2 separate regions of the Homo sapiens genome follow, and region 2 is linked to region 1. Evidence: chromatin loops called from intact Hi-C (ENCODE). Cell type or tissue: HCT116. All regions are shown on one strand. Links, peaks and the distances in the headings refer to the core of each region. The heading gives the core; the rest is flanking DNA. Region 1 overlaps ARHGAP42 (Rho GTPase activating protein 42). Region 2 holds the start of LOC105369458 (a long non-coding RNA gene).

The links. Hi-C counts contacts between places; a loop is a spot of excess contacts. Peaks named below come from ENCODE experiments on the same cell type or tissue, not always from the same donor. Only the 100,000 strongest peaks of a DNase experiment are listed, where the experiment ranks them.
Region 2: a loop joins it to region 1, with 9 times the contacts of the local background. A loop is called at or near these places in 25 of 110 quality-filtered maps.

The regions. Positions count from the first base shown.
Region 1 is chr11:100,973,683-100,989,317 of GRCh38, forward strand. ARHGAP42 (Rho GTPase activating protein 42) reads left to right here. Exons shown (of 24, transcript NM_152432.4): 19 at 777-921; 20 at 2,375-2,755; 21 at 3,133-3,289; 22 at 5,305-5,367; 23 at 13,831-13,910; 24 at 15,031-15,635. The coding sequence ends at 15,119. Among named protein-coding and RNA genes, the nearest start is that of SNORD13I, 47 kb to the left of the region's middle. RefSeq lists enhancers at 4,487-5,055, 5,056-5,622. In HCT116, for the core only: a CTCF peak has its summit at 6,686 (motif pointing right); no DNase peak of the experiment used is centred there.
Region 2 is chr11:101,314,289-101,329,923 of GRCh38, forward strand. It overlaps LOC105369458 (a long non-coding RNA gene), which reads left to right and starts at 5,425. Exons shown (of 4, transcript XR_947952.2): 1 at 5,425-6,651; 2 at 9,610-9,712. In HCT116, for the core only: CTCF peaks have their summits at 7,240 and 9,923; a DNase peak (open chromatin) is centred at 9,888.

The DNA.
Region 1 (15,635 bases), core at 2,568-10,567:
TAAACAAAAGAAAAAAATATAGGCAACAGTCTTGAAGTCTTCTCTATATCTAGTCCCTAAGAAGGATTTCTTGAAAAAAGTGAGATCTTAGAATAACTATGAAAATGGGAAATTTTGAAAGCTGAATTAGTTGGAGTATTAAGCAAATTGAACCATTTAAGGTCTAACAATTTGTAATCCTTTTATCTCTGATCTGGTCCTTGTGAGAGAATGATTAAGGCCTTCTCCTCCCCTGGGTCCCTTCCCAGCACCCACAGAAGCATGCCCTTAGTGTCTATCTAAGGGCACAAGCTCTCTCACAATGCAAGAGCACATGGCTGTGTCCTGTAGCTCTGCACATACCTTAACCTGCAGCTAGCCACACTCCTTGGCAGCTCAGAGCCAACAGCATGGCAGCATCTTCTCCTGAGAAGCAAGGAGCCATTCAGTGGGAGAAATGATATAGAGTGAGCCTCAGCTCTTCTCAGGTTATGTTTTTTCAGAGTATGAAGGTGGAAAGAGAGTATTACAATAAAAACCATCAATATGTCTTGTTCATATTTGGAAGGTTTCTTAAAGTTATTGAAAGATCTTCTAGATTTTACTTTTGGGAAATGGGAGAGAATAAAAAAGAAAACCCCGTGAAAGAATACTCCAGATAAATGGAAAAGTTACAATTGCTCTAGGATACTTATATTTTGCAGCTGATTAAGTAGCATATGGTTCAAAGCTTATTTTATAATGAAAGTGGCAATATCACCCTTTTATTGACCTTGGTCCATTTTTCTTATACGTAGATTTTTCATACTGCTCCAGACCCAAGCATTCCTCTTCCTCAGCCTCAGTCTCGATCTGGATCCCGAAGGACACGAGCAATCTGCCTCTCTACAGGGTCTAGGAAGCCCAGAGGGAGGTATACTCCATGCCTGGCCGAACCTGATAGTAAGTGCACCCGGCCTTAGGGAGATGCTTTCTTCATTCTTTGGTTCAGATGTATTTCACTGTATTGGTAATTAGGTAGAAATAGAAGATGTTCTCACTGATGCTCTTTCCCCAACACCTCCTCTTTTATCATTTGTATATTCTCTGTCAATAGTTGTACAGTTGCTTGGGTAAGCAAATTCATTATTGATACAAAAAGGAAAAAAAGAAAAAAGGGCTCAAGGCCCTTTTTTCTGCAACTGTGATTAAGTACATTGGGTGCTCCTTTGTAGCAGGTTCTGTCCTATTGTCAAAGTGGTAAAGAAGAAAGCAAGACAAAGTCTGACTGAAGCTGTCATTTTCTTCCTTCCTTTCACATTATGTTCTTAAAGCATTATCTCTTGGGTATCAGTGTCTGAAAGAGAAAAGATAAAAAGAAACAACACACATTATCATCAACTTACAATTCTGAGCCAAGCCCTAAGGTGATGTGGGTGGCATCTTGACACCATGGCACACATTAAACTGTGGCTGTTCTCATTTTATTTTATACCCCCCACCCCAATTTTTTGCTCACAGTCAATATTTAATAGAAAATAGTCAATTATATATTTTAAAATAACTAAAAGAATGTAATTGGATTGTTTGTAACTCAAAGGACAACTGCCTGAGGAGACGGATACTCCATTACCATGATGTGCTTATTTCAAGTTGCACACCTGTATCAAAATATCCTATGTTCTCCACAAATATGCATACCTATTATGTACCCAGAAAAATTTAAAAAAATAGTTTACTAATTTTTAATTTAGATATATGTGAATGCATTATTATGCTTTATCTGATTTTTCTTATAACTTGCTTTTAGGAACATTAGGAAATAAAACCAGCAAAATAGCCAGTTTCTTACATTTCTATATTCTTAGCAGGAAAGGAAAAAAGCCTTTGAAAATTGAGGTACTTGTAATTTACTACTGACATTTAATGGTGCCTTTGAATGAAAGAAGGCTGAGTACTTTGTAACTTGGAATCAATCACCTATGATCAGAAAAGTAAAAGAAAGCAGAAATATGTTTTTACTATACCCCCTTTCATTGATTCCTTGTAATATCATGAAGGAATCTTATTTCTCTTACTTCTGAATCCTGTTTCATAAACAAATTTTGTGGGAATTCAAGTCAACCCACTTATGCTTCAAGAAGTAAAGTTATTATCTAAAGGCAGGTAGTTCATAGGTACATACATAAACTTCCTAAAATAGCATTGAAAAATACGTTTGGCAAGTTCAAATGCATATTTTAAAGCCTTTCTCCAGTACTGAGGACAGTTCTCCGTACTAGGTAGGGGCCTACCACTTTAATGGGGTCAGGTGGCCGCAGAACACATGGTAAGTTGGAGAACAGAAGGGTTTTGGTGATGCTGTTATCAATAGATAGTTACAGTTGCTTTCATCTCTCTCCCTCCTACTCCTTAGGTGACTCCTATAGCAGCAGCCCAGACAGCACACCTATGGGGAGCATTGAGTCACTCTCTTCTCATTCCTCTGAACAAAATAGCACTACAAAGTCAGCTTCCTGCCAGCCCAGGGAGAAATCTGGAGGGATTCCTTGGATTGCAACCCCATCATCTTCCAATGGACAGAAAAGCCTTGGTCTGTGGACAACTAGTCCTGAATCAAGTTCCAGAGAAGATGCAACCAAGACAGATGCAGAATCAGACTGCCAGAGTGTTGCTTCAGTCACTAGCCCAGGAGACGTTTCCCCACCCATAGACCTAGTCAAGAAAGAGCCTTATGGGCTTTCAGGACTGAAAAGAGCTTCTGCTTCTTCTCTCAGATCCATCTCTGCAGCTGAAGGTAAGGCAGAGTGGAACTTGTGCAAGATGTCATTGTCTCAGTGTCACTTGTGCTGGATTATTCAGCATGGTTAAGCAGGGATAAAGTTAATGGTGGAGAAACTAATGATGCTTATCTACTTTTTTCCTGTGCTTGGATTTTACAACCTAGGCACTGTGACATTTTTCCTGAATCTTTCCATGTCTGTGAAGTGATGTCTTTGTAATTATTGTAGATTTTGATCTCCCCAAGTGATGGGTTGCTGTACTCAAAGAACATTCTGTACCTTCCCATTTGGGCTCAGAGAAAAATGCTTCCTTTTGTTATGCACATGTACGTGTTATTGCTATTATGTTGTCTAATAGCACCTTGCCTATTTTCTTGGGCTTTCTTTTTAGGAAACAAGAGCTACAGTGGATCTATTCAAAGCTTAACTTCTGTAGGTTCCAAGGAGACACCCAAAGCTTCACCAAACCCAGACCTGCCTCCGAAAATGTGCAGGAGATTAAGACTAGACACTGCCTCAAGCAATGGCTATCAGCGGCCTGGCTCAGTGTAAGTGAGCGTTTGTATATTTGCTGTGTCTCCCAGGGATACAGAGAGGAGTTGAGTGTTTCAGAAGAACTCTTGGGAATCCCACAAGTTGAATACATTGGGAATACTTTATCTGTAGAGTGGGTACAGTCCACTTCTGTAAGACTCTATTCTTTTCTATGAGTGATGTGGAAGTCTTCGGATATGGACAGAATCTCTCTCACAGGGCAGCACTTCAAGCACTTTCCTTTGAAGCAGAGCTATGACTTAATTTGAGGAAATGAAAACTGATGTATAATACAGTAGTTATAAGCTTTGGAACTAAAAGTGTTCCCATTAAAAGCTAAACATCCATCTCTCCGCTGAAGAGACTGCCACGCATTGACTATAAGCCAGGTCCCTGCTCTCCTCACTGTTTTAAAGCAGCTTCTTTCTCACTTCCATCCTACGCCCGCATACCTGAGTCCTCACTGATTTAAACAAGCTAGTAGAGAATGAGGAATATGCAAGGCAAAAGTGGGTACTTCTCATCAAAGGAAATGATGCAGAACTGTAAAGGCTGGTAGGAGAAGGGTACATAGACATGAGTAGAAAGTGGGTGAAGAAGAACAATGGAAACCTGGCTAAACAAGTAAGCAAAAAAGAGAGATAAAAAGTTTCTCTCCCTTTCATTTTGTTTTCCTGACATTTGCTGAGAATTTCCTAATGCTCTCTGAGCCATTACTGGATGTCTTTACATGAGTTATCTCTTTTAAGGTCTGCAGTGTCCTTTGGAAATGGGTAGTATAAACCACATTTTAGAGATGACGAGAACTGATGCTTTTCTACCGTTTCCAACCTAGGGTTCTCTGACTACAATTCTGTGCTCCTTCTGTTTTACCTTCTCCATTTTTAATATGATGGCATTCTTCCTGACATTTTAATTATTCATTAAAAGTCCAGTAAGACATTTTACTAAGCCTGTTTCTATAGGAACTGTGTCATAAATTCATTAGTTCATCCTTTTCTCTGACAGGAACCTTTTGGTTGCAGAGCATGTTCAATGTACCTTATCTCTTTTGGTTAGAAATCCAGTTACAGTGGTATAGGCAAATATATTTGTCAGTGTGTCTACTCCCCACTGTGTGTAGTTCTGCCCATTAAGGGAAAGAAATGTTAAGCCAATGTATTAGGGAAGATGAGAGAATATAAACTCCATTCTTGGTGGAGGAAAGAGAAGAGTTTCTCTTTTGTGATTGTACCCATAAAGTAGAAATTCAAATGATTAAAGTGTGTGTTCTATATTAGGTGTAAAATGATCTTTGAGATAATCAAATGGCTTGGCTCTGGGAGAAGAGTTTGTCAATTAAAGAAATAAGATAGATTTTTTAAAAATCTAGCTTAGAACATCAAGGAATTTTATAGAGTCTTCCAGTAAATATAGAAACTCTTTCAATTCTTTTTAGTCATACCTGATAGTCTTACCTGTTCAATTAGAACATATCCTCTCTGCCTTGCCCTCCATGATTTGAAACAAGATGTAAATCTACAGATTTGTTTATTGGCCATATTTTCAGAGTTTGCCCTTTTCACTTTACAGACATATGTTCACATATTAAAAAAATACATCAATAGTATTATAATTAGTGTTTTCTTAGCTAAAAGAATGAACAACAGTTCTTTTGTCATGTTGATTTGATTCTTTGCATCTTCACTCGTGGCTCCACAGGAGTCAATAGCCGTGCTGCTGGGAGCAGAGTAGAGAGAAAATGTTCCTTTTACTGCTCCCATGGTTTTCTGAGATAAAAAGGATGAGGATAGTAAGATCCCCAGAGGAAGTAGCTATTGGTTAATTACAGCCTGGTACTCTGTAAGCTGGAGGTTAGATCTAAAAATCTCATTGACATTAAAGGTTAAAACAATTAAAATTCCCTTCTAATTTTGGCAATGGTTCTCAACCATTTTTTGTCTTGTTTAACTGGCAATCATGAATTTCACTTTGAGCAGAACTGAATGTGATTGACTTCATGAAACTTGCATTTTAAATCATTTTTCAGAGTGGCAGCAAAAGCTCAACTGTTTGAAAATGTTGGTTCACCTAAACCAGTTTCTTCTGGGCGGTAAGTTCTCCAAACCCTTAAATGCATCTAAAAAAAAGTGGTGACATTGTTGCTTTGTATTGACATGACACTCTCTGTGACAGCTCCGCCTCTCCATTATGCAGATGGTCAAATTTAAGTCCACTGGCCCTTCACAGGAAGTCATGTCTGTAAACAGCATATATCATCTCACATTGTTATAGTGATGTCTCATTTGCTGAAATCTTCACAGTAGAAGGGCTCTAAACAAACACATTTCCTAGAAGATAAAAATTGCTATAATCCTTTATACATCTTTGATGACAGTCATTTTGGGACCACTTTTCAAAAGCATGTTCTTGATTTTTAAAAGTTATATAACTTTTTCTGGAGGAATCATCATGAATATCCATGGAAAAATATGGTTATCCTTAAGGATCTCAGAGATGTTGTAGAGTTAATTGCCCAAAGCGACTCTGTTTTTAGAGTACATAATTTCATTAGGGGTTCTCAGATTTTACATTCCATTCCATTATTAAAAGGATATGAGTTGTTACATCTTGCTTCTACTAATGTGCTTGCTTCTAAAGTTCCTACTTTACTCTTCTTGCTTTCAAATTTATTCTTGATCTACAGTGGGCTTCGGTTTTTAATTTGAATAATGGAATTTCATAAAGTCAGAGGCTTTTCATTATTTTTTTTTTTTACTATCAGCTGCTAGTACAGGTAGGAGACACTCAATGCCTATTGTTGAAAGAGCATATAAATGTGAGAACTTGAATAACAAACCTTGATTTTTCCTTTAGATGTACGAACACATTTTTGAGCATCCAATGTCTGGCTAATTGAGGCTGTGAAGGAAAGGAATCACAGATACTGTTGTATAGTTGTTGTATAGTTCCTCTAAAAGTTATTTAACCAAATAATTTTTATCAACCTGTAAAAGTATATGGACTTTTTCAGCAAACATTTATAAAGTACCTAGACAGTACTGGGCATGTGATAGTTATTAAGAATAACAATAACAATAACCTTCAAACTCTCTTTGGTTTTGTTCAAAGCCCAGTAAGGGCCCTCATGTATTAGGTTTTTTTAACTGCAGAGAGTAGAGCCACTTTGGTATCTTCCTAGAATAATGGTCAGTGCCTAGCATTTAAATAGCTGAGCCAAGAGCATGTGAACCTTACCTCTGTCAGCAGTGTCTTTATCTTCCTTTTGACCGAAGCATGGTGAAAACTAAGCCCCATGCATGTCACAGCAAACATCATTTCTCTGAGATTGTCTTGATTTTTAGGCTTTAGTGTAAGGGATTTAACCTTGCTACTTCTTCTGCCATGCTACGTAGTTGAATTGCTCACTAGATGGAGCCCTTTTATTAGGAAGCTCTAAAAAGTCAGCCTGTTAAGTAAAAACTCAGGTAATCATAATCAAAGAGGTAATCCCCGTAGAGCTTTAAGAAAACAAGCTATGGATGAAGTAAATCAGAAAGCTATCATATAATAAAAATACACTCAGATGTTCAACAGTCAAATCATACTTCTTTTTCTTCTTCTTTTTTTTTTTTTTTTTTTTTTTTTTTTTTGAGAAAGAGCCTCGCTCTGTCACCAGGCTGGAGTGCAGTGGTGCGATCTTGGCTCACTGCAGCCTCTGCCTCCCAGGTTCAAGTGATTCTCCTGCCTCAGCCTCCCGAGTAGCTGGGATTACAGGTGTGTGCCACCATGTGCAGCTAATTTTTGTAATTTTAGTAGAGACAGGGTTTCACCAGGTTGGCCAGGCTGGTCTTGAACTCCTGACCTCAGGTGATCCACCCGCCTCAGCCTCCCAAAGTGCTGGGATTACAGGCATGAGCCACTGCACCCAGCCAACTCATACTTCTTTAATATGTTTTTGCATTCTGAATACTCTAAATCAACTTTTAGTGGGGATCAGCATAAACTTAGAGCTCACTCAGCTCTACCTTCAGAGTTACAGTCTGTCAGTTCACAACACTTGTGATTTGTGTGACAACTTTTCACTGAGGCACAGGGGAACATGAATGAACTTTAGGTCAGACAGACCCTAGTTCAAATTTTTAGGTCACCACTTTCTAGTTCGTGTAACCTCAGAGTTACCAATGTTGGGGAATCTGTTTTCTTTATCCATACAATGAAGATCATAATTCTCAGCTTGCCACATTGTTGGGAATGTACACAATACTGTGTTTGAACATGACAGGTGCTCTGTAGATGGTTTCTACATTAATAACTATTATCATAATTATTGTTGAAACTGCTTGCCTAAGACACTCAAGCCTCTGATTAATATATTAGTGGTATTTAAACACTAACTCTTAACAGTTACCTGATATTCTTTTGTACTCTTAAATAAAACTGAATGACTCATAGAAGTTGAGGGAATTTCCCTGACCTTCTACAATGCCTGTCTCATTTTTGTTTTTTTCCTAAGGAGCTCAAGGTTACCCTTGAATTAGACCTTGAAAGAGATAGAACCAGTAGAGGCAGTAGGAAGACTAGCCATATTTTGGAAAGAGACCAGTTGGGAGATTTTAGTGGATGGCCTTGAGCCACGGAAAAGTAACCCCCCCAGCATTGCTGCAGGCACTGCAGGTCATTGAACACAGGGGTGATCTAATCTATGATGCACCAGAACAGATCATTTTCCAGCAGGTTGTGAAGGGGAGAGAACAGTCAACCATTTAGGATGGAACTGGTGAGATTTAAAAGGCCTTAATCAGGAGAGTAGCAAAGGGATGAAAAGCTATAAGGAGATTTTTATGAATAGGATCAGGATTGGGCAGCTGTTTTGATATTGGGAATCAGAGACAGGAAAAGAAGTTTCCAAGTCTCTGAGACAGTGTTGGAAAGAATGGTGGTTTAGCTTCTGATCTTAGCTTGTGCATATGTAGGAGGAAGGGAAAATTTTGGCCATAGGGTTTGAGGAGGCTGTGAGGGCCAATGAGAGGCAGTTAGAAAGGTGCAGCTGGAACCAGGAGACAGCATGGAGTTTGATGCCATTTAAGAAACTTCTACATAGCAATTACTCTGTATAGGTGAAGGTGAAGGTACCTAGCAAGGAGGCTTACTAAATGAAAAAGAACAAATGGCCAAGCATTGGTCTTTGGGGAATGGTTTTATTTAACGTTCAGACAGAGAAGAATGGACAGGATGAGAAGGCATGACCAACAGTGGTAGAAGCTGCAAAAAATGGTTTAGGAGATCAGGAGAGGACACTGGTTTTAACTCCTAAGACATCATTGGAGATCTGTAAGAAAGCAAGTTCACTGGAATGGGAGGGACCATGCTGCAAGACTTGTTAAAATGAAGATTCCAGGGTTTTGCCATAGACCTTATAAACCACAATGTCCAAGACTGAGGCCTCGGGAAGCTGCATTTTTGTCACCCTCCCCAAGTGATTCTTATGTACATGAAAGTTTGAGAACCTTTGGAATAGAGAAAAATGTCATAGTGCCCGGCACAGCCCTAAGCAGACATTGGTTATTTACAATTGTTTTCCTTAACCTATAAAATCCCTTTAAAAGCCAAATGTAGCTAGGCTGTGTCTTACCATTATAAAGGCATGTGGAAAATAGTATCCTTAAAACCTTCACCTGGGTCTCAGTTATACTCAGAGCAGAGATCCACTTTAAAGTAGTATAAACAGGCAAGCTATACAAATATGTTTTGAAGGCTGAATTGAGAATTAAGAGCATAAATTGAGAATTGAGTGTCTGGTTCATTGTAAACAATCAAATGTTTCTATTATCAAATTTTAAAAGACAAATATTTTGCTTAGAATTACAAAGGACAAAAAGCTCAACAAAGTTACCTTGCCCAGTGAGTTTGAGTTTTTAAAAGGCTATAAATCACTGGTTTAGAACACAGTTACATATGTAAGACACACATAAGATGCAGAAATCACCATAACACCCATAAGCAAAAAAATTTGTGATGTTTAAAATAATAATTTAATGATTTTCCTTTAGAAAATGTGAAAATTAATGAAGAAGTAAGTTAAAACCACTTATAATTTCATCACCTGAAGAAAACTGTTAAAATTTGGTGCACAGCCTTCTAATCTCATCCGTGGCAGTGGTTTCTCAAACTTCTTGATCTCACAACACCTTTATAAACTTAAAAGATCTTTAAGGATCCCCAAAGGGCTTCTGTTTTTATGGATTATATTTATTGATATTTACTGTATTGGAAATTCAAACATAACATTTTAAAATATGTATTTATTGAAAATAAGAATAAGCCTATTACATATTAGCACAAATAACATAATGTTAATGAAAAATGATATTTTCCTAAAGAGTTGAACTGTTTTACATTTTTTCAGATATCTTTAATACCCAACATAATACAAAATAAATGAATTGTCATATACATTCCATTAGCTTCAGAGCAATGATATCTTAGGCTTCTGCCTGCCCCTCTATCTCCCCTCCACAGGTTCCCTTGACCACCTTTTGAAAACTACTCCTCTGTGATAAACACACAGAAAAGGACACATGGGCAGGGATGCGGGGATGGTAGGGGAGTTCACTGTATTGTTGCTATCATAGTGCCCAACACACAATAGATGCTCAATAAAATTGTTGAATGAGTAAATAAAATGCACATTTTTAACCTAAAAAATACTTTGTTACTCACTTTTTCACTTCTTTTTCAATGGAATTGCAATATATATGTCTTTGACACAAGCAGCTTTAACTCTACAGGCTCAGGTGGAAGTTTTTAGCATTGAGGCATTCAGTATTACTTAGATATTCAAGCTGGAAACAGCCAGTGTTTGTTGGAAAAAAATCTTTGAAAAGAACATGTAATTAATTTTAAGAAATCTGCAACTAGGCTGGGCATGGTGGCACACTCCTGTAATCCCAGCACTTTGGGAGGCCAAGGCGAGTGGACCGCCTGAGCCCAGGAATTTGAAACCCTGTGTCTGCAAAAAATATAAAACATTAATTGGCACGGTGGTGTGCACCTAATAGTCCCAGCTACCTGGGAAGCTAAGATGGGAAGATCACCTGAGCTCCGGAAGTCGAGACTGCAGTGAGCCATGATTGCACTATTGCATTCCAGCCTGAGCAACCCAGTGAGACCCTGTCTAAAAAAAAAAAAAGCAAAAGAAAGAAAAAAAAATCTCCAATTAGTGCCAAAGGAACAAATGCAGTGCTTATTGGTAAACTGTCATGGGCAATTTAGGGTTCTTGCCAAGAACAAATTTGTAAACTTTTTGTCTTACGCATTAACATTGTTTCATTACATGAGTTCTTCAATAGCATTATCTATAGTTGCTGCCTAATACTTCATTAGATTGGTGTGCTCTAATTTATTTTTAAGTTCTCTACTGATGAATACTTAAGATTGTTGTGATTTTTAAAAATTTCCACTTTTATATATAGTATTGCTTTAGTATCTTTCTACCTCCGTGCACTCCTATTCCCTTCAGAAGTGAAACCGTCAATAGCATACAAAATGTGTGTATTTCTCATTGTTCAAAAGGCCTCCTGAAGACATTGTATCAATTTTGATGAATTTTTAAAATTTCTCTTATGTTTAAGATAAGCACTGGCAAATTTTGCACACTGACCCAATCAAACTTTTGTTAAGTTTCCTCATTAAATGCATTAGACGGCATTTAGAATGAGGAATGAGGCTGGTGGGCAGATTATTTTTCCAATGATAAGGGAAGAAATGGCTTTCAGAACTGTGCCATTACCTCACTCTCCCAAGCAGTAAGAGGCAGGATTTTCAAAATCTTTTTCAAAGAGAGATTAGAATCTTCTGAAGAGAGATACAATAGGTGACAGTGTTATTTTCACATCCTCTTCAATACACCAAGACAGTAAAAGAGGAAGCGTTAGCACCTGAGGAAACTTCACTGTTACAGAGTCTACATTAAATCATCAAAGCTCTCTGCAGAGTTAACACCTGCAGTTACAGATCTCGGCAGAAGAAAATTCCGTCTAGTCAGTGCACAGATAATTGAAAAGTCATGACAGGTAGTATTTTGTGCTGTGTGATTTTGACACATTTAACAATATGTATGTCTTTATTTATTTAGCGATATAATTATTCTGTATGCTTTTCCCCTCCCTCAACCAGTCCCATAAAATACTATAAATACAAGTAAGGAGAACATATATGTCTAAAATATTAATTACAAGATTTGGGGTACATTTTAAAGTGTAGTTTTGAAAATTAGGTCATTGTAAAGAATATTGTAATCACTTCTACAACTTCGGAGATTGTTTCCTTATCGATCTCTTTATAATTTGTCTTAATGGTTCAAAGAAATATGACTTATTGTTTACTGGAGGAAGCTGTTGCTATTAGAAAATGTGATTTTTTGGAAAAATATTTCCTTTTTTTTAGGAAAATGGTTCTGAAGTCCTCAGTAATATCCTGATCAAATCAAATGGTTATAGTTGGCTAGAAGATTTATAGGGAAAAAGTTTATATTCTATTTGAGACTACCATAGTCTGATTCTTAGAAGTCTTCAGAACCTGATAATGTTCTCACTTCCAACCTCTATGCAACCAACATACCCACGTGCATGTGTTCATGTGCACACACACAGTTCTTTAAAGTCCTGTCCTTCTCTGAGTGCCTCTACTTCCTCAGTTCTTCCTTAGACCATGTTTCACTGGGACGTTGTGCTGTGTGGGCTGAGGGTCATTCCCAAATCTGCCCCGCTAGCAAGCTTTCTGAAAGTACAGCCTGAGGCTCACCTCTGATGAAAAGACTGGAGGCAGGTCCAGAATTTTCCTCTCTACACCTTCCAATCTTCAGATAGTCTTTGGGAACCCCAGTTTAAATGGCTGGACCTCATTCTGGAAGTGTAGGGTTAAGATCCAGGGTTGAGCTCCAACAGGGAAATGAAATTATAATGTAATGCTGCTGCTTTGGGAGAGCTGTGGATGCAAATGCTGCTGACGCTGCTTTGCAGGTATAGTGCTGGGACCCCAAGGAGGATAGATAAGGTGCCCTGAATCTTTAAAAAGACTCATCATGTAGAAAATGAACCCAGAACATCTTTCCTTTTTCTCACTCATTCATTTAGCTAACATTTCCTGAGTTATACTACTAAGCATCAGACATCGTTCGTGGAGATTTTATTGTGTCTAGGGGAGAAGATAAAAATATCAGCAATAATAACAAAATACCAGATACTAACACCATGCAGACTTGAAGCAGGAAGATATGATAGTTCCCTGGGCAGCTATTTCAGAGAAGGCCTGACCTTCAGCAAAGTTCTTGAAATTTAAGATGAACCTGAAGTACATGGCCATGTGAAGATCAAGAGGAAAACATCTCAGGACATGGACATAGCTGGCCTGAGGTGGGAATGAATTTGGCATGTTTGAAGGAAAGAAAGAGGGCCATTGTGACTGGAGTAGAGTAGGAGAGCAGAGGCAGGGACACAAAGAGGCAGGGGAGACCACCCGGCACCTGACTGCATATAGTTTGTGGGCCAGAGTAGGAAGCCAGTTGAAGGGTTGTCAGGGAAGTAATGTGATCTGATGGGCATTTTAAAGCTGCCCTCTGGCTGCTCTATAGATAATGGATTGTAAGGGAATAGAGGTTCTAGGAAGCCAGGAAGCCATTTAGCCAACCAGGTTGGAAATGCTATTGTCTTGGACTCTGGTTGTGGAAGAGATGATAAGTACTTGGAGTTGGGATCAGTTGCAAGTCTTACCCAGGTTATTGAATGTTGCAGATTAAAGGAGACCTGCCTGGTGCCTTGATTAGCAGCCTCAGATTTTGCCTTTTTAGTGTTGGCTCAAATATTTTTGGATCATATCTCATATGTAACTCCTAAATTCTGACTTCACTTGAAAAAAAAAAAGAGTATCTGGTATGCTGAGCATGAATTTGCATATAGTGACAGAGGTTGGGAGCTGAGTGGTTGGCTTCTCTTGTTAAGGATGGGTGTACCCTGGTTTGCAAAGCCTCCACCTGTCCCCATCATCTTCTTGATGGTGAAGCTATAGTTGGTTGCCATTTATCATCAACTTATCCTATTATTTTTCCTATATCACGCCCAATCAACTTACTTAGCATATTCTTTAAGCCTTTCAATTTTTGGATCTCACCTCAGATAGTCTGAACATGAAAGTGGGGGAAAAAAAAGCTTTGGGGTACCTAGGAACCTTCGTTCCTACATAGCTGTAAAAACAGCCTATTTAGCAACTTATTAAACAGTTAAATAATAGCAGTCTCTAAAACCAACCTATATTGTTATAAGCCAGGGATTACCCTGGAGAGCATTGCCTAGAAACACAAGAAAGGTTTCTAGTGTGCTAGTAATCCTTGATTTCTTGATCTGGTAATATGATTGTGTTCAGTGCAAAAAGCACCGATGTACACTCATATATGCACTTTATGTACATTATGTTCCAATTACAAGTAAAAATTAATAGCATTCTTGAAGAAGAGTTTTAAATATAGATGTCCTTAGGTTGAGTGTTGAGGTTTTGACAAGTTGTCTTGCTCTTTCAGCCAAGCCAAAGCCATGTACTCCTGTAAAGCAGAGCACAGTCATGAGCTTTCCTTCCCACAAGGAGCAATATTTTCTAATGGTAAGTATGTCAATTCCCTCTGCCTAAGTTTGTCATCATGGGGAGGATGAAGGAATAGTATGGTGGTATGAGTCTAAAGTAGAAGCCAGAAGCCTCAGATTTTATCCCATGTCCTGCCTCTCATAACGGGCATGCATGAACACATCAAATCCCTCTGGGTGGCATGCATCTGTAGTCCCAGCTGCTTAGGAGGGTAAGCCCAGCCCAACCCACAAAATAAATAAATAAATAAATAAATAAATAAATAAATAAATAGGCCAGGCGCGGTGACTCATGCCTGTAATCCCAGCACTTTGGGAGGCCAAGGCGGGCGGATCATGAGGTCAAGAGATTGAGACCATCTTGGCCAACATGGTGAAACCCTGTCTCTACTAAAAATACAAAAATTACCCGGGCATGGTGGTGTGCACCTGTAGTCCTAGCTACTCTGGAGGCTGAGGCAGGAGAATGGCTTGAACCAGGGAGGCGGAGGTTGCAGTGAGCTGAGATGGCACCACTGCACTCCAGCCTGGCAACACAGCAAGACTCTGTCTATAAATAAATAAAACATTTTAAAATTCCCTCTGGATTCATTCCTCTCCTGCAGGCATTTGTGTGTATGTACCTGTTTGTACATGTGTGTGAGACAGAGAGATTGTTTTATTTGACTATGTGAATGCAAAGGACATTCCAACTTTAGAGGGCTGTGACATTGTTTTGTTTGGACGTTTGAGTTGAGTGTATAGTTGGACCCTCTACATTCCAGAATTTTTGCATGCACACTTTAACCAACCATGGATCAAAAAGGTTGGAAAATAAATAGATAAATAATAATACAAATTTTAAAAATATATAGTATAACAACTATTTACATAGTATTTACATTGTAAAAGGAATTACAAATAATCTAGAAATGATTTAAAGCATACAGGGGGATGTCCCTAGGGTATATGCAAATATTACATCATTTTATATCAGGGACATGAGCATGCACAGTTTCTGGTATCCACAAGGGGTCCTGGAACTAATCCCCCACAGATACTGAGGACTGACAATCCGATGTGGGTGTTTAACCCATCTGTTTATATAATTATTTGACACTAATGTTGACTGAGTGCTATTTATTTATTTATTTTGCCAGTGTACCCATCAGTGGAACCAGGATGGTTAAAGGCAACTTATGAAGGCAAAACAGGACTAGTTCCAGAAAATTATGTTGTCTTCCTCTAATACTATTTAGTGGATGGCAGTATCTTCATGGTATCCATGGTAACGAATAAATGCTATGATTTTATCTGACACAGATACACGGGGATCAGCCCACTAAGTGAAAACAGTCAATTTCTATCAAGTTCTTCACCAGCAGACTATGTAGCTCCTTATTAATGGAAAAAAAGATTTAAATTGTTGGCCATTCTTTTTTGGTTGGTTTCTTATTTTAAAATATCTTACTTGTGAAAAATGTGTTTTTGGATAATATGTAACTCTCCACAATGTCGCTTCCGTAGCAATTGTAGAGTTTCAAATACTGTGTTAAATACTGTATCCCAGAAATTTGGAAACCAGAAATCTGCTATATGGATTTTGAGATCTGTCCTTTACTGCCTGGCATTCTCTGAGGATCTCTGAAATTGTTACTTAAAAATGTAATTTAAATTGTTCATTTATTGTTTTTTTTTTCTTAGAAATATACTGCTTTTATATATGATTGTTTTGCTGGTCCTAAACATTTCAAGGATGTAAGTC
Region 2 (15,635 bases), core at 2,965-10,964, 340 kb after region 1:
TTTTTGAATTTCTGTGGTACCAGTTATAACGTCTCCTTTTTCACCTTTGATTTTATTTTTTTGGGTCTTCTCCCTTTTGTTTTTGTTTTTGTGTGTGTGTGTTTGATTGTTTTTGAGACGGAGTTTCGCTCTTGTCTCCCAGGCTGGAGTGCAGTGGCACGATCGGCTCACTGCAACCTCCACCTCCCAGGTTCAAGCAATTCTCATGTTTCAGCCTCCCTAATAGCTGGGATTACAGGCACTCACCACTATGCCCAGCTAATTTTTGTATTTTTAGTAGAGACGGGGTTTCACCATGTTGGCCAGGCTGGTCATGAACTCCTGACCTCAAGTGATCTGCCCACCTTGGCCTCCCAAAGTGCTGAGATTACAGGCATGAGCCACTGTGCCTGGCCTGGGTCTTCTCCCTTTTTTTTCCTTCATTAGTCTGGCCAAAGGTTTGTCAATTTTGTTTATCACTTCAAAAGATGAACTTTTTGTTTCATTGATCTTTTGTATTGCTTTCTTCATTTCTAATTTACATATTTTTTCTCTGATCCCTATTATTTCTTTTCTTATACTAATGTTGGGTTTGGTTTGCTCTTGCTTTTCTAGTTCTTTAAGATGCATAATTAGGTTATTTATTTGAAGTCTTTTTCTATTTCTTGATATAGGTACTTTTTGCTATAAATTTTCCTTTTAGTACTGCTTTCACTGCATCCCATAGGTTTTGATATGCTGTATTTTCATTATTTTTTGTTTCAAGAAATTTTTCAATTTTCTTCTTAATTTCTTTATATACCCATTGATCATTCAGGAACATGTTGTTTAATTTCCATGTGTTTGTATAGTTCCCAAAATTCCTTGTTATTAATTTCTAGTTGTATTCCATTGTGGTCAGAGAAGATGCTTGATATTACCCCAATTTTTTGAATGCTTTAAGAATTGTTTTGTGATGTAACATATGGTCTATCCTTGAGAATAATCCATGTACTGAGGAGAAGAATGTGTATTCTGTAGCCACTGTTCTGTAAATATTATATCTACCAGTTTTATTTATAGTGCATATTAAGTCTGAAGTTTCTTTGTTGATTTTCTGTCTGGGAGACCTGTCCAATGCTGAAAGTAGGGTGCTGAGGTCTACAGCTATTATTGTGTTGAGGTCCATCTTTGGCTCTAATAATATTTGCTTTATATAGCTGGGTGCTCCAGTGTTGGGATCATATATATTTACAATCATTACATCTTCATGCTGAATTGATCCCTTTATCATTATATACTGACCTCCTTTGTCTCTATTTACAGTTTTTGTCTCAAAATCCATTTTGTCTGACATAAGTATAGCTACTCCAGCTCTTTTTTGGTTTTCATTGGCATGGAATATCTTTTTCCATCCCTTTATTTTCAGTCTATATGTGTCTTTATAGGTGAAGTGTGTTTCTTGTAGGTAACAGAACATTGGTTCTCTTTTTTCATTTATTAAACCACTGTATGTCTTTTTATTGGCAAGTTTAGTCCATTTACATTCAATATTATTATTCATATGTAAGGACTTACTCCTGTCATTTTGTAATTTGTTGTCTAGTTGTTTTGTAGTCTTCTCTTCCAGTTTTTCTTCCTTCTTGTCCTCTTTTTAGTGAAGGTGAATTTTTGGTATTATTTTTTAATTTCTTGTTTGTTATATTTTATGTATTCATTGTGTGTTTTTTTTATTTGAGGGTACCATAAAGCTTGCAAATACTATCTTATAGCCCATTACTTTAAACTAACGACAACTTAACACTGATTGCATAAACAAGCAAGCAAATACCCCAAAAGAAAACTAACAAAGATTATACTCTTTAACTTCATTGCCCAATTTTTTTAACTTTTTGTTTTTTCTCTTTATATCTTCTTGTACTATGTCCTGAAAAGTTATTGTAATTGTATTAGGTCATTTTCAGGCTGCTGATAAAGACATACCTGTGACTGGGTAATTTATAAAGAAAAAGAGGTTTGGTCAGGAGATCAAGACCATCCCAGCTAGCACAGTGAAATCCCATCTCTACTAAAAATACAAAAATTAGCCGGGTGTGTTGGCATGCACCTGTAGTCCTAGGTACTCAGGAGGCTTAGGCAGGAGAATCACTTGAACCCAGGAGGTGGAGGTTGCAGTGAGCCTAGATCATGCCACTGCACTCTAGCCTGGATGACAGAGCAAAACTCTGTCTCAAAAAAAAAGGTTTAATTGACACACCACATGGCTGGGGAGGCCTCACAATATGGCAGAAGGTAAAAGGCACATCTTGCATGGTGGCAGGCAAAAGGAAAATGAGAAAACATGTGAAGAGGTTGCTGGGATGCAGGGCACCATGTCACTAGGCTGCACACAGCATGTTCTTATAAAACCATCAGATCTCGTGAGACTTATTCAATCTCATGAGAACAGCATGTGAAAGACCCACCCCTAGGATTTAACTACGTGCCACCAGGTCCCTCCCACGACACATGACAATTGTGGGAGCCACATTCAAGATGAGATTAGGGTGGAGATGCAGCAAAACCATATCATTCTGACTCTGGCCCCTCCCAAATCTCATGTCCTCACATTTCAAAACCAATCATGCGTTTCAAACAGTTCCCCAAAGTCTTAACTCATTTCAGCATTAATTCAAAAGTCCACAGTCCAAAGTCTCATCTGAGACAAGGTAAGTTCCTTCTGCCTATGAGCCTGTAAAATCAAAAGCAAGTTAGTAACTTCCTAGATACAATGGGGGTACAGACACTGGATAAATACACCATTCCAAATAGGAGAAATTGGCCAAAACAGAGGGGCTAAAGGCCCCATGCAAGCCTGACATCCAGTGGGGCAGTCAAATCTTAAAGCTCCAAAATGATCTCCTTTGACTCCATGTCTCACATCCAGGTCACACTGATGCAAGAGGTGTGTTCCCATGGTCTTGGGCAGCTCTGCCCCTTTGGCTTTGCAGGGTACAGCCTCCTCCCTGCCTGCTTTCATGGGCCAGCATTGAGTGTCTGTGGCTTTTCCAGGAGCACAGTGAAAGCTGTCAGTGGATCTACCATTCTAGGGGCTGGAGGACAGTGGCCCTCTTCTCACAGCTCCACTAGGCAGTGCCCCATTGGGGACTCTGTGTGGGGGCTCCAACCCAACATTTCCCTTTTGCACTGCCCTAGCAGAGGTTCTCCACGAAGGCCCACCCCCTGCAGCAAACTTCTGCCTGGACATCCAGGCATTTCCATACATCCTCTGAAATATAGGCAGAGGTTCCCAAACCTCAATTCTTGACTTCTGTGTACCTGCAGGCTCAACATCACATGGAAACTGCCAAAGCTTTGTGCTTGCACCCTCTGAAGCCATGGCCAGAGCTGAACCTGGGCCCCTTTTAGCCGTGGCTGAAGTTGCTGGGATGCAGGGCACAAAGTCACTAGGCTGCACACAGCATGGTCACTCTGGCCTTGGCCCATGAAACCATGTTTCTCTTCTAGGCCTCCAGGTTTGTGATGGGAAGGGCTGCCATGAAGACCTCTGACATGCCCTGGAGACATTTTCCCCATTGTTTTGGCAGCATTTGGCTCCTTGTTATTTCTGCAAATTTCTGCAGTCTGCTGGAATTTCTCCTCAGAAAATGGGGTTTTCTTTCCTATTGCATTGTCAGGCTGCAAATTTTCTGAATTTTTATGCTCTATTTCCCTTTTAAAACTGAATTATTTTAACAGCACACAAGTCACATCTTGAATGCTTTGCTGCTTAGAATTTCTTCTGCCAGATACCCTAAATCATCTCCCTCATGTTCAAAATTCCACAAATCTCTTGGGCAGGGTCAAATGCCCCCAATCTCTTTGCTAAAACATAGTAAGAGTCACCTTTACTCCAGTTCCCAACAATTTCCTCATCTCCATCTGCGACCACCTCAGCCTGGATTTTATTGTCTATGTCATTATCAGCATTTTGACCAAAGCCATTCAACAAGTCTCTAGGTAGTTCAAACTTTTCCACATCTTCCTATCTTCTTCTGAGCCCTCCAAGCTGTTCCAACCTCTGCCTGTTACCCAGTTTCAAAGTCACTTCCACATTTTTGGGTATCTTTAGAGGAGCACCCCACTCTACCAGTACCAATTTATGTATTAGTCCATTTTCATGCTGCTAATAAGGACATACCTGAGACTGGGTAATTTATAAAGAAAAAGAGGTTTAATTGACTCATAGTTCCACATGGTTGGGGAGGCCTCACAATCACGGTGGAAGATGAAAGGCACATCTTATGTGGCAGCAGGCAAAAGGAAAATGAGAGAAATTGTGCAGGGAAACTCCCCCTTATAAAACCATCAGATCTCATGAGACTTATTCACTATCACGAGAACAGCACAGGAAATACCCACCCCCATGATTCAATTACCTCCCACCCAGTCTTTCTCACAACACATGGGAATTGTGGGAGCTACAATTCAAGATGAGATTTGGGTGGGGATACAGCCAAACCATATTAATAATTATTATTTTTGATTGGTTCATTATTTAGGCTTTCTGCTTTACATAAGTGTAGTTTATACACCACTATTACAGAGTTATAATATTCTGTGTTTTTCTGTGTGCTTACTATTACCAGTGAGTTTTGTACCTTCAGATGATTTCTTCTTGCTCATTGATATCCTTTACTTTCAGATTGAAGTACTCCCTTTAACATTTCTTGTATGACAGGACTGGTGTTGATGTAATCCTTCAACTTTGCTTGTCTGAGAAGTTCTTTATTTCTTCTTCATGCCTGAATGATATTTTCAATAGATACACTATCCTAAGGTAAATGTTTTTTTTTTTTCCTTCGTCACTTTAAATATGTCTTTCCACTCTCTCCTGGCCTGTAATGTTTCCACAGAAAAGTCTACTGCCAGACATACAGAGCTCTATTCTATGTTATTTGTTCTTTTCTCTTGCTGCTTTTATAATCTTTTCTTCATTCTTGACCTTTGGAAGTTTGATTATTAAATGTCTTGAAGTTGTCTTCTTTGGGTTAAATCTGCCTGCCGTTTATTATAGCCTCTTGTACTTGGATATTGATATCTTTCTCTAGGTGTGGGAAGTTCTCTGTTATTATCTCTTTCAATAAACTTTCTACCCCTATCTTTTTCTCTACCTCTTCTTTCTGGCCAGTAACTTCTGTTTGCCCCTTTGAGGCTATTTTCTTGATCCTGGAGGCATGCTTCATTTTAAAAATTCATTTTTCTTTTGTCCCCTCTAACTGTATATTTTCAAATAGCCTTTCTCCAAACTTAGTAATTCTTTTGTCCACTTGATCAGTTCTGCTATTAAGAGACTCTGATGCATTTTTCAGCATGTGAATTGCATATTCACTTGCAGATTTTCTGCTTCATTCTTTTCAATTATTTCAATGTCTTTGTTAAATTTATCTAATAGATTTTTGAATTTCTTCTCTGCGTTATCTTGAATTTCTTTGAGTTTCCTCAACACAGCTATTTTGAATTCTCTGTCTGAAAACTCACATATGTCTCTCTCTCCAGGATTGGCCCCTGGTGCCTTATTTCATTTGGTAAGGTCATGTTTTTCTGTATGGACTTGATGCCTGTGGCTGTTCATTGGTGTCTGATCTTTGAAGAGTTATGCATTTATCACAGTCTTCACAGTCTGGGCTTGTTTGTGTCCATCCTTCCTGGGAACGCTTTCTACATATTCAAAGGGACCTGGGGGTTGAGATCTGAGTTTTTGGTCACTGCAAGCCATATCTGCATTACAGAGCACCCCAAGCCTAGTAACGTTGTGGTTCTTGAAGACTCGTAGAGGTACCACTTTGGTGGTCTCGGATAAGATATGGAAGAATTCTCTGGATTACCAGGTGGAGACTTTTGTTCTCTTCTTTTACTTTCTCCTGAACAAAAGAGTCTCTCTTTCTTTGCTGAGGTACATGAGGCTATGGGAAGGGTTACACAAGCACCCCTGTGGCCATCACCACTGAGATTGGGCTGGGTGAGACCTGAATCCAGCACAGCACTGGGTCTCTCCCAAGGCCTGCTATAACTACTACCTGGTCACCACCTATGTTCGCTCAAGGCCCTAGAGCCTTAAAGCCAGCAGGTGGTGAAGCCAGCCAGTCTTGTGACCTTCACTTCAGAGCAGTGAGTTCCCTCATGTCCTTGGCTGGTCCAGAGATACCGTCTGGAAGTCAGGGACTGAAGTTGGAAAACTTAAAAATCTACCTGCTAAGGCTAAGCTAGCACTCAAACCACAATACAAAGTCCTTCCCACTTTCCCCAGGCAAAATAGTCTCTCCCTGTGCCCACCACCACACAGGCTCACAGGGAGTACTCTCAGGCTACCAGTAATGTTCACTTATGGCCTAAGGACTCTTCAGTCAGCTTGTGGTGAATGCTGTCAGGCTTGGGACTCACCCTTCAGGGCAAGAGGCTCCCCTCTGGCCCAGGGCAGGCTCAGAAATCCCATCCAAGAGCCAAATCCTGGAATCAGGGGCTCCAAGACCTTGCTTGGTGATCTTCCCTACTGTGACCAAGCTTGTACCTAAGCTGCAATCAAAATCCTTTTTTATTATTATGCCTCCTTTTCTCAGGCAGAAGGAGTCTCTTCTCATATCCACCATGGCTGTGAATATGCTGGGTCACACCTGAAGCTAGCAAATCTCAGAGTCTCACCCAAGGCCCATGGTATGTACTACATGGTTACCATGGCTGATTATTCAGATCTCAATAGTACTTCTTCAATCAGCAGGTGATGAATCCTGCCAGGTCCTTCCCTTCAAGGCTGCAGTTCTCTTCTGGCCCAGGGTGTGTCTAGAAATGTCTGGGAACTGTGGCATGGAAAGGGGACCTCATGACTAGGACTGGTGCCCTATTCTGCTGTGACTGAGCTGGTACCCAACAAGCAAGACAAAATAATCTCCACTTTTCTGTCTCCTCAAGCAGAAAAAATTGGTCTCCTTTGGAGCCATGAGCTGTACAGCCTGGGGTTAGTGGAGGGGTGATGTCAGCATTCCTTAGCCACCCCAGCTGGTATTTCAGTGGGTCATGTGCATTCCCAGTCCACTGTCTCTGGGCCCACTTCAGCCCGAGGACTCACCTAGGTGTTGCAATCTTTGTGGCCGAGACTGCCTTTCAAGTTTATTTGGAGTCCCAGAGCACTTTAGCCTGTGGTGGCAAGGCTTGCAGGAACTCAAGTTCCACTCACTGGCATCAGCAATTCCTCTCTGGCTAGGGATAGTCTAAATACTCCAACTGTGGGTGTTGGCTGAGTTCTGCCTGTTGTTGGCAGCACTGAGTTCCAATGCAAAGTCCCCCAAGAATACAGATTCTCTCTCCACGCTGCCATGTGGTCACTTCCTGGGGGCCAGGGAGGGTGGTGTTGGCAGTTCAAGACTGTCTTTCTTACCCTCCTCAATGCCTCTTTCAATGATATGAAGTTAATACCAGGTACCGTGATCACTCACCTGATTTTTGGTTCTTATAAAAGTGCTTTTTTTGTGTAGGTTGTTGTCAAATTTGGTGTTTCTTTGGGGAGGACAATAAGTGGAGGCTTCTATTTGGCCATCTTGCTCCAACTCCTTTCCCCATTTGTTGTTAACCAACCCTTTCTAAATAACTATTTACTCAAATTTATGTATTTTTATTCATCAAAGATGAAAATGGCAGTAAAACACATTATACTGATGTTTTTGGATATTTGTATATAACCGGTATGAGTGTATAAAATTCTGGTCTTTCTTTTCTGGCTCATAACTCAAATCTGTAAAATACTGTTTATTAATTAATTATTTTATTCATTCATTAGTTTAAGCATTTAACTATCTACCACATGCCACATATCTTACTAGGCAAGGGCTAAAAAAAAATGTCTAATACACATAAACAGACTTGGCCCTCAAGAAGCAAAATTCATAAATAATACTATATATACCATGGATGACCATATGCATTGGCTTGCTTGAATCACTAACAGTTTATACCTGTTTTCTCATTTGCTTATTTATACTTCTAATACTCTTAAAATTACCCTTGTTTAGACAAGAAATTATAGAGTTACCTATAATACATGAACTTAGTTTTCTAAATGAAACTTGAATATATGAAGTTTGAACAATGTAAAAGAAATGTTTATAATATTTGAGTTTATCAATTTAATGATAAATTTATGTTTAAGATTTTATGTAGACATATATCATGTACTAACTTAGTTTTTCCCTTTTCACATTTTATTAACCAAATTTTATTTAAACTCTTCACATGTATATTTAACATTTGTATACATATGTAACTAACCTGCACATTGTGCACATGTACCCTAAAACTTAAAGTATAATAATAATAAATAAATAAATAAATAAAAAGAAAAAAAAAACATTTGTATTTGTATTTTGGTCTTCTGTAGAGCTTTTTTTTACCCAGATATCTATCAAATTTGTAGAGCATATCATGTTTACTTACATATAAATTATTTGAGAGATATCATTGTGGGGAAAGGGGGATGTATGCATGTGGTAGAGATTTTAATCTTTCGTATGAGACAAGGATAATTTCCTCCCATTCATTGTGTAGATACATATTTGTGACCTTCATGCAACCAACTATTCTAGTGGTGTTAAATGATAAATTTAGTTTTTTTTGTAACTTCCAATATTTGGAATTGCAAAGTTTTACTCTCAGGAATAATGACTAGTTCTGAGTTAAATTTGTTTTCCTTATTTCCTCCAATCAGGTGATATATAAAGATCCCAAGTTAGCATCAATGGAGGTGTTTCAGACTCAGATGTACCCACTAAAGAATACTTTGTCAATTAACATAAATAACTGAGTGTTGCCCAGCAACAAAAACTTTGTAAGAACTTGAATACCGGGTGACACTTTATTTTCTAAAGTCTTAATCTATGTAAAAACCTGGTTAAATGTTTGGACATATATGAACATTAAAGCAGTGTGGTAGGTGCTATGATAGAAGAATGTATGAAATTTCAGGAAAGAATAATAGAAAGGACTCAGTCTTGAAATTTATTCAACAGGAAGACGAGGAAAGAAGAAGAGAGTGTTCCAAAACAAAGAAAAAGTGGGGAGGGGGAAGAATAGGGTAAGTAAGAGAGAAAAAAATGGATCCCAGGATAGGAGCATTTCTTTTAAGAAAGATCTCATGAACTCAACCAGTGAATAAATTTTCTGGGAGTACACATGGTCTAGAGCTCCATGGGGCCTTGTATCAGAAGGGCAGATATCATCATCTTTGCGTACATTACAGACAGAGTTCCAAGAAATGCTTGAGAAGGTTCCATTTCTTCTTTCTTGTGACATTTTCTGATCATTAAGTTAATACCTGCTTGCTACAAAGAAGCAGAAAAAAATCTAAAGTAGAAAATAGAAGTCACAATAATCCCATGACCCAGATATATAACCAGTGTTTTGTTCTCCCAAGGTTTCAATATAGTAAGGAATTTCCAAATAATGAAATCTCGAGTCATTTACCTGGGAAATCCAGTGATACAAATAGACATGAATAGAAACAAGAAGCTCCTTATAAAATGTATTTTTTAAAGTTTAGTATCTGAGACAAACCTATACACGTAATAAAGCACTTGCCTACCAATAACTCTATCACTGCCCTATTCTCTGTTATTTTTGTAGATAGGGAAAGGGGAAGGCTTGATCTGGGAAAGCTGGAGAAAGAAGACTGAAGGATGGACTGGATGACATTGATGCTATTGCCTCATGACAAAATCTGATGCAAGTAAGCCAGGGCAACTTCATGAGACTTTGGAATATCTTTGTATCTTTGAGGCCAGGTGAAGAAACCTCTCCACTGAAGCAGGCAGCCACTCTAGCCCCCGGACCCCAGCAATGTAGCTATGGCATGAGGTAGGAAGTAATGAATGCATCTGCAGGCAGTACCCTGAGTGTGGATGTTGGTATTGTTCTGACAGGCAGTGGCAGCTGTGCACCCCCAAGTGGTTTGCAAGAAGTATTTGCAAGTAGACAAATTGGAGCTTTCAGAGGAGTAGAATGTAGAATAAGTTGTGTGAATGTGGAAACTAGCTGATCAGCTGAATTATGTTCTCCTTTGGGAAATGCTTTGAATCAAATCAATTTTCTTATAAGCAAGCTAGACTTCAACGTTTTTTTCTTACTTCATATGATATCTGAAATATATACATATGTGTGTGTGTGTGTGTACAACATACCTTTTTCATTGCCCTTGGTTCTGTAAATGATTTTTAAGCACGTTTTCTATTTGATTAATCAATCATGAGTATCTAATTAATAATGGTAAACAATGATCTATGTAATGTTTCTGGAGTCCATGTATTGAGTACTATGTGGTTAAGTTTTGAAACCTCCTAGTTGAGGTGCTACAGATAGTAAGGATGTTTATCAAGATTATGCTAAAACAATGGCATTCCTATTTTTTATGTGACTTGCCATCCATTTCGGTTTTTACCCAATGTAAAGGCCTCACTGTGTTCCAAGATGTGTAGACAGTGGAACACACTTTTCATAATGCCAGTGAGGCAGGAAAACTGCCTGAGCACAGACCACTCAAAGCAGACACATAACAGGAGCAATCACATCTCTCACTCAGACAGGCAATGATTCTTGAGTACTAGTTTTCATAAGACATTTTGCAGCTAAGGTTGAAGGAATTCATCTTTCTTGTAGAACAACTGCAGACTAAGGCCTCTTATTCAATAGCTGTAAGCCTACAAATATAAGGAATCAACATCCCTGGGAAGTCCTGCTTTGGAGAACACAAAGATGACTAGTAACAGGAGTGACACAGGAAGAAAAGAGACTATTTTTTTTTTTCAGCTACACCAGGCAAAAAGGATTTTTACCAGATCTCAGAAAGATAGTATGAGATTTAGAACCCTACTCTATGTGGTGTATCATGCTAAAATTAAAATAGTAGGCTATATATACTTATTATTTAGTTGGGCTCAGCCTATACTTTCTGTTATGTTTATAGAATCCTGCATTAACAAAGAGACCAACTCCTCCAAGTTTTATTTTAGCTAGATAGTTGGGCCTGGAAGACATCGCTTGTTGAAGTGAAGATTTGGTGTTTAGACTGAGCAGACTAGATGTTGCTTAGAAGGATTTTACATTATTGGGGATGTGAGGCAGAGATGGGGGGGATGCGAGTGATACCTTTCCCCCATCAATAAAAGAAATTGGGTATGTTTTCTGAAGCCATGAGGAATGGAGTGCCCTTTCCCTACCCCTGTTCACTCCCCTACATTCTTCCTCTCTCCCTGAAGGAGTTATAAATATTAGTGTACAAAGAAAGAGTGTAGGAAACATAACTCTATATTTATAGCTCAACTGATTTGTCTCTGAGTTCTGTATCCTGTTGAGCTTGTGGGATGCAGCTTGCTCTCTTTGCCTCCCTCCAAGACTGTGCTACAGTTTTCCCAACTACATCATTGGGGTGGGAGGGCAGCAGTGGTAATGTCATAAAACCCTCTGGTCCTTGTTTCATTGTCCTGGTCCATGAGGAGCTTCAGTCTCAATCATTTTGTGCTACATTTAGGGAATCAGAATCTTACAAAATGCTTCCTATTTCATGTGCATCCAAATGCACCACATGACTCTTTTTTGGTGGGGGCGGGGAGGGGATTACCTTCTCCCGGTAATGCTGCCAGAAAGCCAAGTAGAGGGTGAACCTACTGCAGGTTCCATTCTCTCTCCCTACCTCTGCTACACCAGATGAGTCTCATTCTAGTCAACAAATGAGGGAGGGTTGGGAAACAATACTTCTGTTCCAAAATATTCTGTCCGTATATTTACCTGTCTTTGCTCTTTAGACAAACAGAAACTTACAGATGTTTTTGTTTTCTTCCTGACACATACCTTCCCTAAGGTAAGAAACATAGAGCAAGACACAAGCTTAAATGTGGTAAAGGGAAAAGGGAATGTCCAGAGAGACAAAAATTACATGTAAGCCAATATCTCAAAATATGTTAGCAATTGCAATTTTTGGCCTATGTAATTATTTGTTATGGCAGGTTTCTAAGCAGTTACTTCTGTTGTATTTATTTAGTAGCCTGATGGGTGGCTAGGCACAGCTTGTGAAGCCAGGGCTCAGAAAGTATAGAGAAGGAGGCTAGCAGACCTGCCCACACTCTGGGTGTGAACATTGTGAAGGAAAGCAGTGGGGAGAAGCAGCTCCTTGCTTTTCCCTGGTATGATGGTACAAAGAGCACAGGTTCTACAATTAGAAAAACCTGCATTCACATACTTTTCCACTTACTGGTTATTTGATTTTGGGTAAGTCACTTATTGATGGTTGACAGAACTTGGACAGTAGTTTTACTGAAGTAGGGCGATATTTTGTTTTGTTTTTTCATCTTTATATCCTCAGAGATGAGCACACTGATGAAACATACTTGGCATGCAATAAATATGTAGAATGGATGTACATAGTTTAATACTTCACAACTTCAGTTTTCTTATTGATGGGAAGTGATAATAGCACCTGCTCCTGGGAAGATTTAGGAAAGCTCCACATGTAAATAAGTCTGGCAAACCCCAAAAGGGCAGGCATTCAGTAAACAATTATTTCTCCCTTCCTTTTCCCCTCTCCCCTTTGTCTTTTCTCCTACATTTCCTCCCGTATTTCACTCCCTAGTGACTGCCCATAATTGGTGTTTTTATTCATAGTAGGCATAGTGTCCCTCTATTGATTAACTCATAAATAGTCATCATCGTTATCAACACTGGCAGCATAAATAGAAGTTGAATGTCTAATCTGTGAGACAGTAGGCTGCTTATATTTTCAACAGCTTTGGAGTAAGAGCAACCCCTATCTCCTCCACCACGTCTCCATCCACCTGATACCTCACTGCCACTAACCCAGGAAAATGAACTGCTTCTTTCTCTCTTTTGAAGAAGGAAATTCTGTCCTTTAATAAAACCTGACTGTCTTCCCATTTGTGATTCTAATCTGTCATCCATCTAAATCATTTGATTTTTTTTCTCAAAGTTTTTCTTTTTATAGTTCTTCAGAGTTACTCAGTTTTAAAAAACCCTCCCAAAGAATGCCACTTTGTAAATATCATTATATGTGGCTTATAATTTATATGTATGTATTTTATTTATAACAGGTTAATTCCTTAAGGTAGTGGTCCTCAACCTTTTTGGAACCGGGGACTGATTTGGTGAAAGACAATTTTCCCACAAACAAGGGTCGGTGGGGTGTGGAAGGGGGTGATGGTTTCAGGATGAAATTTTTCTACCTCAGATCATCGGGTATTAGATTCTCCTAAGGAGTGTGCAACCTAGATCCCTTGCATTTGCGGTTCACAATCGGGTTTGCGCTTCTATGAGAATCTAATGACGCCACTGATCTGACAGGAGGTGGACCTCATGCGGTAATGTTCACTCACTCACTTCGTGCTCTGCGACCTGGTTCCTAACAGGCTGTGGACTGGTACTGGTCCACAGCCCAGGGGTTGAGGACTTCCGACTTAAGGTGTAAAACTTTGAGTAGGTAATGTCAATTTCTATAACTTAGAACAGCGATTTTTAAACTTTGAGAAATAAAACCCCCTTTTTGCCCACAGATAAATGCTAAATATAATTATATTTTTCTAAGGTCAAATTTGTTAATATAATTCAAAATCGTATTTAGTTTACTATAGAGCAAGTCAATACAAGTAAGAATTTCTATAATGAATACAAATATTTGGAGTTGGGAATTATAATACTAGTTTTACAATTTTACATCAGTCTCAGCAACCTGTTTATTTCTGTATTTCATGGGGCTTAAAGCTGGGAAAGATTCTGATCCTTACAGATAAGTAATTTCAAGTGGTACTGGTTATGCAATCTGTGATTGCATAACCTTGTATGCCTTTTGCAATCATAGATACTCTGCAAATAGTTAAAAAGCTGGAGAAGCAAGTCTAAGATCTGCGTAAGAACCAATTAATCTGGTCTCATAAACTAACATATTGGTGGCATTGTATAACTTTCGAGGAAATGTTTACTGTAGTTTCATAATATAGTTTCATAAACGTAATTTAGTTTAGAATTGATATCAAATATTGAAAATAATTTTCCTGCAACATCTTTGGAGTCAAGTTATACCTAGAGTCACTTCAAAACCAATTGCATAAAATATTCAATGTTACTTGTTTCATGTTATTAAATTAAAAACAGTCTTTTGTAAAAAAGGCAGTTCCAATTGTCTTTGGTAGGTCTATGTTATGACCATAAAGATACCATGCTGTTGTCATGATAAATAATAACTACCTCTGTCATAACTCTTTTATATTTATATTCTCAATTGACCCTCATAAAAACACAGCAAGATAGTTGTAGTTATTATTCCCAATCTACATAGGAAGAGAAGATTATATAAATTGCTTCAAATTAAACTCCTAACTTCAAGCTAGAGATTCAAACATGGGTCTCTGTGTCCCTGAAACTCACAGTCATGCAGAGCCCTGGGACTGCTGTGTTGGTACAGCACATGCCCTGGCAGAATGGGAGCCTGTGTTCACTGGACACAGGGTCTATGATTTGTTGTTTATCCTTTGTTTATTAAAAACAAACCTTTAGTATTTATAAATTTAAGAATATAGGGAATATTTATTTGTGACACTCCTTTTTCTGAGAGAATGTAGTATCCTTTCATTTGAAGGAATGTCTTGAACATCTCAAATCAATAGAAACACAACTTCTCCTACATCTGGCTGGACTGGCTTCAAGTTTTCAGAGGAAGAGAAAAGGAACTTTACATCACTGATGTAGAATGAGAAGGTGAATAAGTATAGGAGAAATTGTTTTTTTAATCTGAAAGCACTGGTATCTAATAAACAATAATTCTGTGCCTGTTTTCATCCTTCCTGCCTCAAATGCTTCCTGAGCAAAATGTAAGATGATCTCAGTAATCTTTATTTGTAGCCTTTAGAGTATGCTGCAGTGATGGTGATTTAGGGACTAGGAGAGTTTCATAGGGTAGAGGTCAAGATTTGAACCCAGGCAGTTGGATTCCATAGCTTGCCTTCTTAGCCACTACGCTCAATTGTTTTCCATGGTAGTAAGTATATTATTCCTAAGAGCATTCATTTTTTAAGAATTATCAGCTCTTAGAACTATTAAATATCATCCAGATTTCCTGGCTTTGTAGGTGTCCATGAAGAGGCTGGGAGACCACCAGCTGAAATGTTGCAAGATTTCTTTATTGGTCAGGAAGTTGGGTCTTTAGATATAATTCTAATGCAATGTTTTAATACTAGGGTCCTTACCTGTAATCGTTTCCTCAAATTTGATCTTGAAGTTTTTCTCATGAGATTGGCAATAAACTCTCGACGTGCCCTGATGAGGCTCCAGATAAGGTAGTCATGGATGTTGCTTCTTTATCCTGGTAGGTGTTCTCATGCCTTAGTGTCTCATCTGTGACCAGGAATTCCCCTCACAGAAAATTTGCTTGTACTGGCAGATGCCCTGTGGCTCTTGTCTGACCTGTGTTCAGTTTATTCCTACCAAGATAACCACTCTCTGAGATAGCTCTGATTGGGAGGAGAGTTAGATTCAGGGGTATCCATCAGGTGAGACGCAGAAGAGGCAACTCAACAAAACACATGAAGTAACAGAAGCAGCGTTATTACTTATAGATCCGAGAGAAAAGAGGGTAGCAAGCCTCACAGGGC